2 separate regions of the Mus musculus genome follow, and region 1 is linked to region 2. The links are chromatin loops, found by intact Hi-C in ENCODE. Cell type or tissue: heart. All regions are shown on one strand.

Region 1 (8,000 bases), 1.5 Mb after region 2:
GCTCAGGGATGCATCTGCTACGCTAGCTCAGAGGCTTAAGCTGGAGGCTGAGAGACCAGCAGTCTCTTGGTCTATACTGTCTCCTTCAGAGAGGCTCTAGCCATCTTGCTAGAGTTCCGAGCAGAAAAGTAGAAGAGAGACAAGGAGAGAGGCAAGGTGGTTTTTTTCCTGCTGAGAGCCATGTTCCCCACAACCTCGGATTCTTCCCAACACTGCCTCTTCTATATGGGAGACAGGAAGAAAGTTTTCAGAGTTGCCCATTTCTGTCACCGGCAGTTAGAGGGACTCTCTGAGAGAAGACCAGAGAACGACTGTTCTGGGCAGCTGGCAGCCTGCCAGAGTCTTCCCTATGGCGCTGTTTCTGAGTTTTATCGCATCTCTGTTCTGGCACTGACCACATCACTGTCCGTCAGAAAATCTGCTCGAGGTGTTGATTTCTGCTTTGTGTACAACTACATGCTTAAACATTTAGTAAGCTGGGCAAGCCTTGTGTTTATCTGTCATGTCTCCCGGGTGGTACAGCCCACTGTAACCTGCGGAAACTACTGTTCAAATGCAGCCTTGCCAGGGATGCCTGCTGCACAGCTGTCAGGGGATTTTCTGGATTGGGCTTCTGCAAAGGTTAAAAATCTCTGCTTTGGAACGTCCTGTCTTGGCCATATTGAGCCATGCACCATGGATTTTCTTCTATCCCTCTCCACTTAGTTTTTGAGTTTCTGGATTTGAACTTAGTATTTATGTAACTTATGTACAAGATTTCAGGGCAGTTTGCATATTTTAAGCCCACAGATCTTTGACTGAACCATGCAATCATGACAGAGGTGCCCACCTTAGCACACACATGTGTGTGGGAGGTATATGTGTGTACACACATGTGACTGTCTCTGTCTGTGCATGTGTAAATGTGTAAATGCCTGGGAATATGTGTGTTTGTGTGGATGTCTGTGTACATGTGTGCATGCCTGTGTGCATGGCACACATACACATTTCCACATGTGCATTTATGCCCTTAAGTAACTGCATTGTGAAGACGCCTGGAGACAAAAAGATGTGAATCTAGGCTCAACCAACACGGTGGAAACTCAACAGATATCAACTGTGGCTTCTGTACTAATCAAGTCAGGATCATCTAGGCATGGTGACCCACATCTGTAATCCTAGCACTCAAAAGTCTGAGGCAGGAGGATCATGAGTGAGAGGCCAGCCTGGGCTATACCATAAGATTCGCAACACATGCACAAGCACCCACAAACACATATACACACATGCATACTCATATCTGCACATAGGCATATACACATGCAACATGCACAGACACCCCGTGCACATTTACAATGCTTATTTTCACATGTGCAGGAGCACATGTGCATACAAATACACATATTCCCTGACTTATGCACACACAGATGCACATCCAGAGCTTCCTCACCATGCTGTTATTTAAGGGCATAAATGCCCATGAGGAAATGAGTTAACACATCTTCAGCTAGCTACAGATCTTTTCAATAGTTAATTTGGGGGGAATAAGATATGGAGGTGACTCTATGATACCAAAATAAAGGTTTCCAGAGATGCAGGGTTTTGGGGGGAGAGGTTTACATCTGCACACCTTGGATGAGGCAACGTCTTTTCTTTCTAACAGAAAAGTTCACTTTTTAAAAAATAGACAAAAGACTTGAGGTGGGTGGCTCAGTGAATAAAAGCGGGTATGGTGTAAGCAGGCAGACCTGAGGACCTGAGTTCAAATCTCCACTACTCGAATGAAAACCAAGTAAGCCAGGCCTGACCGTGTGTACCTGTGACCAGCACTGGGAGGCAGAGAGCTGGACCCCAGTGCTTAGTGGCCAGTCATTGAGTTGAAACAGCAGGCTTCAATTTCAGTAAGAGATCCTGTATCCAGTCAGTTAAAAGCAGAGCTGTGGAGAACACCGCATACCCTGCTCTGGCCTTTGCATGCGTACACAAGAATGCACACAACAATAACAACATTTTTTAATTCAGGTTTTCTACTTTATAGAAAAAAGAATAAAATATTTATGACCCACATTTTAAGGTTAGAACATGGAACTTGAAGGCAGTTTGGTTTCGCTGTACCTAAGCTCAGTGAAATGGACAGAAGACGAGCAAAGAAAGAAACTTGGGACCAAGGTCTAGGTGTTGGTCAGCCCCTCTTCTGCAGTCTTTTGTGCCCAGGCAGGCATGGCTTGGCATGCAGGTTGCCCTCCAACTAACATTTGAGGGCAGAGATATTTGGGGAATCCTTTTTTTAAAGTGTTTGAAGACAAACTCAGCATTTTACTTCCTAAGGGTCTCGAGTGTTAAGAACTGGACATTTCATTGGCCTTGCGGTCTCTGGCACTTTAGATCCTGCTAGAACTTCTTGGCATCGAGGTGACCGTGCCGGCTGGATGGTGAGCCACTTCTGCTCTTTACCTTGAGACATAAGAGGAAACCAAGAAGTCAGGCTGACCTCCCAGTTGCTGTAACTGCAGAGTAGTATCTGATTTCTGTGCTTTTTTTTTTTTGGTTACGCTGCTATGACCCAGATTTCCCGTGACCTTGAGGGACCACTCTCAGTCTGACCAAAGCATCTTGATAGGAGTTCTTCGTTTCCCATGTAACCTTACACAACCTTGTGATTTTTCCCTAGACCCGAACGACTCTGGAACAGGCACTGCAGGCGGAATAGAGATCTAAGGAAGCAGTATGGAGAATGACTTTCATGTCCTGCAGTTCCATTGAGGCCGCTGTTCTTGCTGTTTTGCAGGTAAAGTAACTATTTTTAAAAGATAACAGTCAGACCAAAGCAAACTACTGAGCAAGAAACCTATCAGTAGTAACACACCCTTGCCTCAAACAGAGCCTAGTTAACCATGCTGAGACAGTGTCCTTGGACATAGGATCGTTGTGACAGGGTCCTGCAAAGGCCCTGTCTGAGGATGTTCTGTGTGTTCACATTGCTGTAAAAAGCTCAGGATGGCTTTGCTGGTCCTTTGGAGTGACATTTCCAAACTGAGGTTCAATACAGAGCCACCACACAGAGTCACCCCTAAAAGAGTGGGGTCTGAGAGGAGAGATCCACAGAACATTACTGGCACTGCCACATGGGGCACTGGTGCTGCTGGGCCTCTGCTGGTGAGTGCCCGCCTAGGTGCCTTGGAAGAAATTCTTTGGCAAGCAGTCTTTCAAAAAAAACGAGGAACCACCTCTAAACATTAACTACAGCAACAACCTTCCTGTCCCTCACAGTCAGGGAAGATCTGGTTCTACATAACTCTGAAACCCCCAGGGAGAATTTCAAAACTTCAGTTGAAAATTACTGTCAACAAAAACAATGTTGCTAAAGAGTAAAGAATGAATAATGATTTAGAATGTCAGGTACAGAGGATAATGGCTGCACTGCTTCGGGGAAAATAAAACAAAAAGTTGACTCTAGGTTTCCCCCCAGGAAACCATTCTTCTTATGGAGGTCGTAAAACCTGACGTTTGCAGACCAACATCTTTCTCCTACCGCTCTTTCATAGGCATTGTGTCATAGGGCCTACACAATAGCATTGTAGGATAGAAAGCCTATTATCCTGCTTAATACTTGGGGCATAAAGACTTGCCCATGGTTAATATGGTGCTAGGTCACTTGGGGAAGCTTTAGATAGCAGAGCCCAGACTAGAATGTGGGGCGTTTGGCTTTGTACTGCCAAACAGCTGCAGTGTACCAGGGGTGAATGTGCTTGGCGCTGGCGATGGAGGGGTAACCCTTCGAGGACCTCATGTTCCTATCTAAAGACAGATAATAATGCAGCACAAATGAGCTGTGGCAATGGCAGGAGGAGGAGGGAGCGTGGGGGACAGGAGTATGGGTAGGCTGGAGAGATCTGAAAAAGGTAGTCAGAGCGAACCCAAGGGAAGGTTATGGTTGTTTTTCTACAACTTGAGAGCCTTAGCTGGCCAGGGCCTAGGGAAAAGTAGTTTTAGATTAAGGAACAACAAGAACACAGGTCCTGAGGCCAAGAAGAGACTGGAGCTTTCTTCAGAAGACTGGAGTCACCCAGAGCTCACGAGAGAGTGGAAGAACAAGCCAGGCTTGTGTAGGAAAGGCTGCTGATTTGTTCTCAGGGAAGGGTTTGGCCAATAGGGGGCAGGTGTGGAGGCGTGGCTTAATTACTCCTGAAGCGTGGACCGGAAGAAACCAGGGAGCTGAGTGGGAAGCGGTTTCTCATGCAGCCGAGGTTGAAGCGGCTTGGATTAGAGTGACCCTGACAGAGTGGGAGATGGGAGATGGCTTAAAAATACGTTTGGAGTGTAGAACCATATTCCTACAGTATAGGGCTAATATGCCTTCCCAGTATGAAATCTCTTCACCACCTAGAGATTAATAAAGACTCTTTAATAATAAGTAGCACACATCTGGCTCTGGCTAATGCACAGAAGGGAGCTGGCCCTGAACAGAGACCCCATCACCTTATACAATTGCACGGCCCAAGTTATTCTTGGAGCAATTAAATATGTTTCACAAGGACAGGAATCCGAAAGTTTGGTTTTTTGGATGAATGGGGAGGTTTAAAATGTAAAATATTGTTATAGTTATCCTGACACAGACCAGGGATGCTTTTCCCACACAGCTGTTAGCCAAGGCGCAATTAGCTTTTCCTGATAAGACAATCCAGGGTGTTCCATTAGCTAAATTCTACTTTGGTAACTTAGTATTTCCTAAGCAGGCTCAGTAGATCCTTATAACACCATTGGTGACTCCAGGTTCCTTTAGACCACTGAGAGACTGGAAGGGCAGGGCTGAGCTGTGCCTAGTGATAAATAGGCCATAGTTGAAATTCCTGGCTCTTCTATATATTACGAGCTAAAGTAAATTTTATATTTCCTATGACTCATTTTCTCATCTTGAAAAGCAGGAATAATGATTTGCTGAACAGTATAAGTAAGAAAAGACAAATAATACTGACATTCTTCATGGGTCACTAAGAAGGGACAGGGATGTGTCCATGGACTCCCGACATGTTGTTTTAATAAACGAAATCCCAGTCATGCCATTTTACCCATGAAGACTCAGGAGCCAGATACTGGGGTGAAAGCCTGCTAGTCAGAGAGGCAGAGAAAGCAGCCAGCTGCCCTTCCTCCTCCTCTGACATCCCAGAAGGAAAAGCCCCTCCTCCTTCGCCACACTGTCTTAAAAGCCCTTCAACTCAAAGACCTGCCTTCTCTTTCCTGGGTTTTCTTCCATTGTTCACTGCTTGTCAAATGGTTAAGCAACTATGCCTCTTGCTTGACCTATCTTTGACTTTATTTAGCTCTTGCTTACAGAAAGCTCTTGAGACAACAAGGATTTTCCAGGTCACAGATTTGGGGTTCACAATGTGACCAGATAGCCTGCAACACTGACAACATGGGGAATATTGTTGACTTTGGGCAAAACTATCTTAGTAGTGAGGAAAAGGGACCCAGGTTATGTTGGATGCCACCATGAGGAACCCTTATAAGGAACAGGAGATCCTACCCTCTGTGGAGTCCCTTAATGGACACCAATTGGCTGGATGCATGTCACTACAATCTGAATGTGTCCTTCCTAAAGTCATGATGAAACTTAACTGTCAATGTGTTAGAATTAAGGGTTATAGCAGGTTAGTAATGCCTTGAGGGCAGTGTCACAAATGGAATTAGTGACCTTGTAAGAGGTCCCACACGTGTGCCATTCTGACTTCTGCCATGGAAGAGCACAACCGTAAAGTGCCATCTTGGAAGCTGGGCTGTGCCATCACTAGATGTGAATCTGAACTTTGATCGTGGCCTCCCAACTTCCAGGACCATGATAAATACAATTCGTTATTGATAAACTCCCCATTTTATGGTATTTTGTCATAGCAACAGGGGCAGACTAAGACACACATGCAATGGAGAAATTATGTTCCCAGCATCCCAAGACTGATAATGAGGCTCTATGACAGGCGGGTTTCTTTCAGGGAGGGCTGCGGACCTAGTCACCTTTAAAGCCCTTTCACTTTTAAGACTGTACATTTAGTTTCTTTGGGAATTATAGATTTAACTAAGTCTTGGTGAAAAGGACCTAGAAGGAGAAACTCCGTTTTGTTGTTGTTGTTCTGGTGTAAAGCTTGTTGGCTGCCGTTAGAAAGCCCTTAACATTTTACAGACTCGGGTGAGAAGAGGACTGGTCACATAGGTGTTGTGAGTGACAGAAATGAGTAGGACAGCCTGCACAGTGAGGCCACTGTTAGGGGTGAGGGCAGGGCATGAAGGACATGGTGTCCATGGAGTATCTTGCCAACGTATGGACCACTGCAATGTAAGCTCTGTTTTTCATTTCCGGCTTCTCTGACGTCCTGAGTTTGGTTGTTTTGTTGTTTGTTTTATGAAATAAGAATGAAAACCCCTTGTCTCTGCCTTGTAAAGACTGTAGTTACTTGTCTTTCCAGGGCCATCTGTCTTCACGTACATTGCATTATTGGCCTAGCCATGAGGCTCTTGTATTTTACATAGGTACTGTGTTTGCCTACTTCACGCTGTGACAGCTATTTTCCTTGGCAGTGTTCCTTCGAGGCTAGAACAACGAGAGTGTGAGCTTATGGAGAACCTGGCCTTCTGACTCTTTAGCACAGCTCTTGAGGTACTGTGGAGGCGGTACGGAAATATACCAGAGCTGAGTCACCCTCCCACCTAATGGTCCCAGTCCAGAATTTTCTGTGGTCGGAAATGAGCACGCCATCATGTAGACTCGATGGCCTCACTGTGATCAGGCTCTGTGGTCATGCATACAGCTGTTGGCCATCAGGGTCCCTCTGTCTAGGAGGACATTCGTTTTTTATTTATTTTTGTTTCTTTTTTTTTTTTTTTTTAGTGTATTCATCTTTATACTTCTTTCCTTATGTGGTAAATAATGTCTCTCCTTTGTAAGGCTTTAGAAAAATATTCTGACATTCCCAAGTTAATAAGCTTTTCATATCCTATTTTTCAAGTTGACATATAATAAAACAAGGGGGGGGGGATGCATTGAGGGAATGTTCTCTGCCTCAAGGGAACGTCCAGAAAGTTTTCTAAAATATTTAGGTATTCTCAGACGGCCCCAACTGCATAGCAACAAGATGTGAGCCAGGCATCACCGGTGACTGGATCCCTAAAATTAGCTTGTTCCTCCTCCTCTGAAGGAGCCTACTGACTGAAAACGGATTAATCTCCCGATCAGCCCATCGATTGCCCTGGGCCTAGCGTTTCAGTCGGAGATGTGACTTATCGCCTATGTCCCCATCGGTTAATTCTCCATGCAGATTCTTGCTCAGACGGGCATAGTTTATCATGAGTGGAATTCATCTGTCTCTGTTTCAATACAGTTATGTAAGGCTTCCAATGGGAGCATCAGTGAAGAGCTAAACCATTATGGAGAATATGGAGAATTTGTCTTTGTGTATGCAAGCGATGGAGTTACACAGAAGGCTGAGTAGGTCTGAAAGCAAGGCTTCCTGCGCCAAGCTCCAGCGCCTTCCGCATCAGGACCTTGAATGGTTTGAGGATTTTACAGACTTTCTTTTTAATTTGAGGCACTGGTAAAAATGGATTTAAAGTTGGGAAGACTTGGAGTAAGAAGGAAGCCCATTACTCATAAGGAATGGCCATCTCTGCTCACCTGCCTTGACCTGAATGTACTAAAGGAAAAACATCTGGGAAGGCGCTGAGAGGGTCCCATGAAGCTTGGGGCTCACCATCATGGAGAAGTCTCCCTAAGGAGAGATTTCTGCCCTTGCTCTTGGGTAGGCATTTATCTGTCTCATGTGCCACAGTCTCTCTTCTCATAAGAGACGCTGGCAGTTACCAACTCATTAGTCTATTGAAGGGGCCGAGATAGAACAGCATTCTGAGTAAGTTCGTGTCCACAACAGTGCTATTAAGTTAACACAGAGTCTGGGGTGGAGGCTGTCAGACACTGATTTTAAATTGATCCTGTGCCGGGCATGGTGGCGCACGCCTTTAATCCCAGCACT
Region 2 (8,000 bases):
ACGCACATCCCCAAGACCGATCGACCAGGGCAACAGCTCAAAGCTGGACATCTCTCAGGGACAGCTTATAAAGGCTAAAAACACAAAAACACAAGGAGCTCATACACAGATGTTGGAAGTGCTGCCCAGGGGTCAACCCTGACTCAAGTCATTTTAGACATAACAGTTCATATTGACCTTTAATTTGATGGGGCCTTCAGGAAGCTTATAGTTGTGGAATTTCTTAAGATTAACAAAGCTTATAACATATGGAACAAAACTGGGTATGTGGTCAGCATGACCCCTACTCCGAGTCAAGTTATTTTTCTGTGCCAATGACGGACAGACATATTACGGCAACAATATGAAATAGTTGGCAGGCAAGGAACCAAATGGCTACAGCTATGCTGGGCGGGGAGGCTTCAACATATGTGTCCTTTCCTCATTGTATACTCTTGATATCCTTGTCCAAGTGGAGTTTGCTGTTCTTCTTAATGGGCCGGTATCTCTCCTTATGCCAGGACCACAGCTGACAACTCTGGGGTCTAAATTTTGAAGTCAATAAGTTTGATGCCTTCTGGTTTTGTTTTTTTGTTTGTTTGTTTGTTGGTTGGTTGGTTGGTTTTGTTTCCTTCAAGGTTTTTGTTTTGTTTTGTTTGAGGTTCCATATTAATTTTAGAGTTGTTTTTGTATCTTTTAAATCCAACATAGATTTTATTATATTAATGGAACGATTTATACTCATTAAGATTATTTTTCAGCGGTATTAAAAATCAGAGGGAGCTAAGTGAATCTGATTTGCGGACCTAGTGTGAGTCAGACTTTGGATGATACTCTCATGTTTCAGCTATAGAAGATCTCCAGTTGAGAGAAACTACACGTTTGGGAGGTAGGGCTCGAGCGATAACAAGCTGAAGTATAATCCGTACATTAGTATAATCTATTTTCAAGATATGAAGATTATTGGGTGTTTTTTTGTTTGTTTGATTGTTTGTTTGTTTTTTTAAATCCCAAATATTCAATTTACCAATGAAGACTCAAAAGCCAGATGCTAGGGTGAAAGCCTGCTAGCTCAGAGAGTCAGAGAAAGCACTAAGCTGACCTTCCTCCTCCACCAATGTCCCAGAGGGAAAAATGCCTTCTTTCTCCTTCTCCACACTGTCTTAAATGGCCTTCAACTCAAAGACCCTCCTTTCTTCCTCCTGTCCCCTTCCTGTTAAATGGTAGCTTGCTCAGCCTCTTGACCTATCTTTGACTATATTTAGCTCCTGCTTACGGAAAGCTCTTTGGGTTAAAGGTGTGTGCTAGGGATGAGCCCACATTAAAACAAAACCCCAGCTCACAACCTTGTGTTTCACAATGTGGTCAAATCCGGCAACAGAAGATGCCTTCAGAAAAGAAAAAGTAAAAGCAAGCACTGAGTGGCCACGCCCTGGTCCCTCTGTCTGTAGGTTGTGGCCACACCCTGGTCCCTCTGTCTGTAGGTTGCCCCCAGTTCTGGGAGCTTCACATAGGCCACCAAAAACTTTGTGTCACCATCAGACAGATGAAAACAAGCTCAAACTTACATTCTTAAAATCTTCACCCACAAACCTGTAGGCAGAGGTCAGAGGCCAGGGCAGAAGACTGTCATAACAACATTCCCTTGAGAAAAGGGGGAAAGCAGTTTCCATGAAAGGTGTTTGTAACTGGCAGCAGTTACTGCTTCCAAAACACAGCCATCTCTAAAACAGTTTAGCCTTTTCATAGAGTGAGCTATAATATCCATGCATTGTGTTATACACTAGAGCATGGTGCTATTTCTAGATAACAGACTGACTGTACGGTAACATTTCAGTAAACCACACAAACGCAAAACAAAACCCACATGGGTTCAAAGAGCTCTTTGATCATAAGCTTCCTTATCTATAAACGGTAGAGTATATGCTAAAAATTACTGTAGGTGTCAAACAGTGTAAGTAATGCAGACAGAATAGATGTAAATGACAGCTGTGGTTAAATTACCAATTCTATTTCATGTCTTCATCACCAAAACTAATGATAATATTTTTGTAAGAGGCATACATGGGATATGTTTTCATATCATTATTAAATTAGAATGAATGACTTCATATTAAAACATTAACTGACTTTAAAAGCCATGGCTAGAAAATTAGAGGACTAGATTAGAATCTAATTGCAGAACTGCATTTTAAAAGATGAGCCAGGAATGGGTCCCATTAAAGATTATGTGCATGACAGAGGAGCTGATTTCATCACAAGAAATGGTGAGAGTCAGAGTGGAATAAAACTGAGAAGAGAGAGGAATGGGAGCGGCTGATGTTACAAAGCAGAAAGAGGGGGAAATCAGGGCCTGCCAAGGAGGAAGCAGTTAGACCCTTATCAAGCATCGCTGAGTGAGATCATGTGTCAAAACTGAGACGGTTAGGACCAAGAAAGTGTGGCTAGCAAGAATGCATCTGAAGGGCACTGATGGGAGAGAGAAATGAAAGAGGTAAGGTTTGCCCAGATTCTCACCGTGAGCAAGAAGCCAAGCCCACACCACAAAGTTGCCTCTGTATCCAGCCAGCTGATGAATCCTTCTCTGAAGACATGGCGGGGGTGGGGGGGACACTCCTGGAAATGAGTCAGGACAATAATAAGTTGGGGCTTTAAAAATAACTAGACAAGCAGCAAAAAGTGAGACGGCACAGTCCCAGGCTGGAAGCAGCGGATCCGTCGCTGTCAGGGAGGCCGCACATTGCTCATCTTTGCGCAGGTTCCCTTGACTTCGGAGTGACATTATTTCCTCAGCTCACTTCAGGCTCCCTCTGAAATATTCCATGACTAACATCCAGTCCAGAGATTACAATGAAATGCCATCTCATATGCCTCACTCCTTGCATCAAAGGGAGGGGTACAGCAAGCTCCAGACCCAGCAGTGTGTGTCACTGAGCAGTGGTGACGTGCACTGGGATATGACATCACCTGCAGAATCTGCCTCTTCCCTGACAGAGGAGAAATAATATGCAAAGAGTTGTGCTTCTGCTGTCTTAAAATAGATCTAAAGGACAGGAGTTTACAGGAGCTTTTGAAAAGGACAAGAACAGAGAAAGATCTAGGTAACAATTAGCTATCTGTGGTATCTCCTTGTGCAGTGTCCCACCAATGCATTATACATATACATACACATATACATACATATGTGTGTGTGACAAATAAGACACCATCAATATCGATTGCCTCAGGCAATTGCATGGCTCAACGCAATACTGTGTAGTTAGTATATAGACAGCAGTCTGTGGGAAAAATCAAAAATTTCAGGCTGAGGGTAACCCTAGTTCCAGACATCGAGAAAGCCCTGCACCGGAACCTACATACTGAATATTTCCTACACTCAACCTCAGGAGCCAGAGAAACAATGACTATTGTCCTTTTGAGCCACTGAGGTTTGAAGAGCTAATACAGGCCCTCTCACTTCTAATCCACATTCCCTCACTTTCCCATAGGGGATCTCCAACTTTTCCAGCTATATGACAGCTTTTGTCTGTAAAGCCCTTGACTCAGTCACCATCTGTATCCATGCATGGCCTTCTTCCAAGACAGCTGCTTCCAGGCTGAGTCAACATCTGTAAAAACAAGATGCCTGGTGCCTAGCTGGGCTTGTGGGGGAAGAAAATGTGACTAAATGACAGATGCCGGTAGCCTCTAGACCTCAGCCCTGTGGCCAGCAAGCCCTCACCAGTTGGTGCTAGAACTCCAAAGCATCATGAAGCACCCTCCCCTTTTCTGTGCTGACATTTATGTTTCTGATTGTCACCACTAGGCCCATTTCCTCTCGGACACCTGGGGAAGGAAGGCAATATCATGTTGTGAAATCAGGGTTAGACAATATAATGGCTATCCTGATATATTCATTCGTGTGTGTGTGTGTGTGTGTGTGTGTGTGTGTGTGTGTGTGTGTGTATAAAGCCATACAATATATAGACAAACAATATATAGAGAGAGATTATATAGTAATATTGTAGAGATAGATAGATAGATAGATAGATAGATAGATGATAGATAGATAGATGATAGATAGATAGATAGATAGATAGATAGATAGATAGATAGATAAATAATCTCTTTGTATCTCATGGTTTCAAAACAGATCAGAATGTTGATCAACTTTACGGTTAAAAAGTAAACACCAAGATCCAATGGAAAGGCTCTTTAGTGTCCAAAATTGTAACAATTTGAACAACAAAATAAGGTAATGTTAGACGCTAACCTGGTGTGTAGAATAAACTTCCACAAGCCTTGCTAGTGTTGATGAATGATTGAATAAATTGTAAGTGGAGAAACAAGACACAGAATAATCCCAAATCTCTTACACAGAATACACAGAAAACATTCATGATCACATTCTTCAATTGTGGGCATTAAATTAGTGATTTCTTTACCAAAAGTATGGGAAGGGTGAGCTAGGGGTAACATTAACAATAAGAAACCCAACAGAACACTGTGTCACCTGGATCATGGCTGGTATCAGTAATCAAAAATCATACTGAGGTACAACCCTTGATATAGCATGATGAAAATGGCAGAGATTTCACCTCTGAAACCTTCCTCTTTCAAACACTGTCAACCCCACAAAGAATCTGAGAAACTGTCACATCCAGAAGTAGCCCAAGAAGACATAAACATAAAAGCAGACCCTAGATGGGACCCTGGAACAAAAAAAAAAAGCATCAGGAAAAGCTAAAGAAATCACAGTAAAAGCTAAAGTTATTGGGGTGGGGCTTGTTTGTTTGTTTTGCTATACAGAAGATTTTTAGTTTGATGGGGCCCCATTTGTCAATTGTTGGTCCTATATCCTGCACTGTAGGAGATCCGCAAAGGCAAAGGCTTTGTGTTCTTTCTTCTATATTGACCTTTGCTTCAAACCTTAGACTGTGTGTATTTAACTTGGCGTTAAAGAAGCCAGAAAACTGGAAAGGGGCCATTGGGGAGGGTAGAAGACAGATTTGATGGATGGGCTTAGTAGAACGCAGGTGTTATAAACATGAGAGTAATGGGGAGTAGAGCTTTAAGTGGGGAGGGGAGGATAAATGAGAGGTTATGGAGGGATAACTTATACTAAGAGTATTGGGGGAGAAGCTTTATATAAACCTATTATTTTATAAGCTTCCAAAAACTATCCATATTTTCTTATAGTGTGAGTGGAGTCACCCTACATGGAGCATGAAGATCTTCCCAAAAGCCATTGTTTGTCAAACCAAAAAAAGCCCAGTGTTGAATGTAGGATTCCTCCCTTTGAGTTGCTCGTGTGAGAAAGAGACCCACCCCTAAATCAATACAGGCTGATCGACGCCATTGCTCTTGTTTGCCACCAGAATTTGATGGTAAGATGTTACAGGATATTTGATCATATTATGAGATGGTAGGCTGGAAAACCCTTTTCTTCTTATGGTGTGCCTCGGCCGTAGCTCATACCTTTAGCCCAAGAGCTTTCTGTTTATTGTAAACAGCTTGCTGTGGTGTGGCTCAGCCCTAGCACACACCTTTAAGAGCTAAAGTCGAGGACTTACCCTTGAGGTGGAGCAAGCTATCAGTTGACAGGGAGTGAACAATGGAAGAAAACCCAGGAAAGAGAAGGCAGGTCTTTGAGTTGAAGGACTTTTAAGACAGTGTGGAGGAGGAGGGGCTTTTCCTTCTGGGATGTGAGTGGAGTAGGAAGGGCAGCTGGCTGCTTTCTCTGCCTCTCTGACTAACAGGCTTTCACCCCAGCATCTGGCTCCCGAATCTTCATGGGTAAAATCAAACTTTTTTTTTAAACAACAGTAAGACCCCACTGCTGAAGATACCACACACTTTAATCTCGAGACATGAAGAAATCAAGGTAGCTTTTACCTGGAAGTTTCCTCCCTGCCAGCTAACGTTCGCATTGAGAGAAGATGCTATACAGGCCACGGGAAAGGTATCAAGAGTCTTACACAGCTGTGAACCCCACTAGCCACGGGAAAGGTATCAAGAGTCTTACACAGCTGTGAACCCCACTAGCCACGGGAAAGGTATCAAGAGTCTTACACAGCTGTGAACCCCACTAGCCACGGGAAAGGTATCAAGAGTCTTACACAGCTGTGAACCCCACTAGCCACGGGAAAGGTATCAAGAGTCTTACACAGCTGTGAACCCCACTAGCCACGGGAACGACAAGCCTGAATATATTCCCACGAGTGCAATGTGGTGTAAGTGTTATGGGAGTAACTAACCTCTGGTCAGATTTAAAACCAACCCCACCAGAGGAAACCCATTCCTGGCTCTGTAACCTGGCCAACGACCAGGGGAGTCCCTGGTCCCTAAGGGAGAACTTACTGCTATTATTTTGCTAACTGGACATGATCCAAAGCTACCTTCCAAATGCTTATCTGTGTGCCAATAGATTACCTCAGCTCCCATCAAAGAAGCTTCCTTACACAAAGTGGATGATGGTTAATACAGAGCTGGTGGGAACTGGGAGTGGGAACAGAGCTGATAAAGGAGGCGGACCAAAGTCTCATACAATAGCTAACTTTATTCAGAGCATCAGGTAATTTAAACTCTGAGGGTCTGAATAAAGTTCCCATGAGTTCAAGTGGTATACAACCATAGGGACAAGCCACACTCAGCAAAAATGTCCTTCCATAGAGGCACATAAAGGATACTATTTAATTGAATAACATCAGCAAGCAATAGTGAGCAATCTAAAGTAAACTCACTCCTATCCACCACTACACCTGGGAGAAGCATAAAGACAGACTCCGAAAACAAGCCTGTGTCTCGAAAAAAAAAAATTTCTCACAAGCACTCAGAATTCCCCTCACATGACCCCATTCTTGGGAAGTGTTCCGACAACTCAAACCTGCCATAGTGCAGAGAATAATTGTCTGTGGAGTGTTCAGCCATAACTAGGACCACCGTATAACATGTCCTTCCCTCAAGACTCAGGGAACATTGCAGAAGGTTTGATCTTACAATGGGACAGAATTACAATTCAGAGCACGGGAAGGACTTCAGCAAAACAGTGTCTTCTGAACTTGACAGGGCCATGGACAAATGAGCTCACAGAACTCACCTGTATAAGACCTGTACACCATAAAACCAGTCAGGGCCATGGACAAATGAGCTCACAGAACTCACCTGTATAAGACCTGTACAAGATAAAACCAGGCAGCACTCCACCATGAAGTGGGGAGGACCCATGAGGCCCCACATCCCCAGCTGTTGGAAGTTGATGGCTGCCAGAGTGTCTGTTTTCTTCAGTGATGTGGCCCCCAATAGGTTGACCACACTTCAGCACATGGCTCATACCTGTGCAGAGACTACTATACTAACTGGACTCACTGGATTTTTTTAAAGACATGGAAGTAACAGGATCATGTGATCCAGAGGCATTGGTAGAAGAGAAGAATGTGATCAAAATCCACTGTGTACATGTATGAGATTATCAAAGAATTAATTTTAAAATACTATTTTGTAAATTGTCTCTTGGACCACCAAGATGGCTTAGTGGGTAAAGGTGCTTGCCACCAAGCCTGAAGACCTGAGTTCAATCCCCACAACCCTTATATACAGTGGGAGGAGAGAAACCACAAGTTGTTCTTGGTGCTGCCTCCTTGCTGAAGGAGAGAAATCTGTTAATAGAAATGTGAATGGTGTTTGCAAAGAGTAAAAGCGGTATTGAGCTCAATACATCACCATGATTTTAGAGGCATAGGTTTTTTATATTATAAAAACCACCATAATAACAACAAAAAACATGCTCATGGCTGGATCAAAAAAAAAACCAACTTAAAATATAGAAAAACCCCTCATACTGCCCCTTTAATCCTATCATGAATATACACCATGGTTAATGCAGCATTTATCTTTTCCAGAGACTACACATGCGAGATTTTCTTTACAGAAATGAGGCCATAGGTCACATGTTTACAAAGCAATTCTTTTCATTTCAAGTCACAAAAACATCTGTGTATGTATGTGTGCACTCCCTTACATTATCCAAATGGCTGTACAGC

The links. Hi-C counts contacts between places; a loop is a spot of excess contacts. Peaks named below come from ENCODE experiments on the same cell type or tissue, not always from the same donor. Only the 100,000 strongest peaks of a DNase experiment are listed, where the experiment ranks them.
Region 1: it touches region 2 in a loop (19-fold over the local background); 2 of 42 quality-filtered maps call a loop at or near these places.

The regions. Positions count from the first base shown.
Region 1 is chr13:96,933,230-96,941,229 of GRCm38, forward strand. It overlaps Gcnt4 (glucosaminyl (N-acetyl) transferase 4, core 2 (beta-1,6-N-acetylglucosaminyltransferase)), which reads left to right. Exons shown (of 3, transcript NM_001166065.2): 2 at 2,651-2,767. Among named protein-coding and RNA genes, the nearest start is that of Gcnt4, 13 kb to the left of the region's middle. In heart, no CTCF peak of the experiment used is centred here; no DNase peak of the experiment used is centred here.
Region 2 is chr13:95,448,118-95,456,117 of GRCm38, forward strand. No RefSeq gene overlaps it. Among named protein-coding and RNA genes, the nearest start is that of Crhbp, 7.3 kb to the left of the region's middle. In heart, no CTCF peak of the experiment used is centred here; no DNase peak of the experiment used is centred here.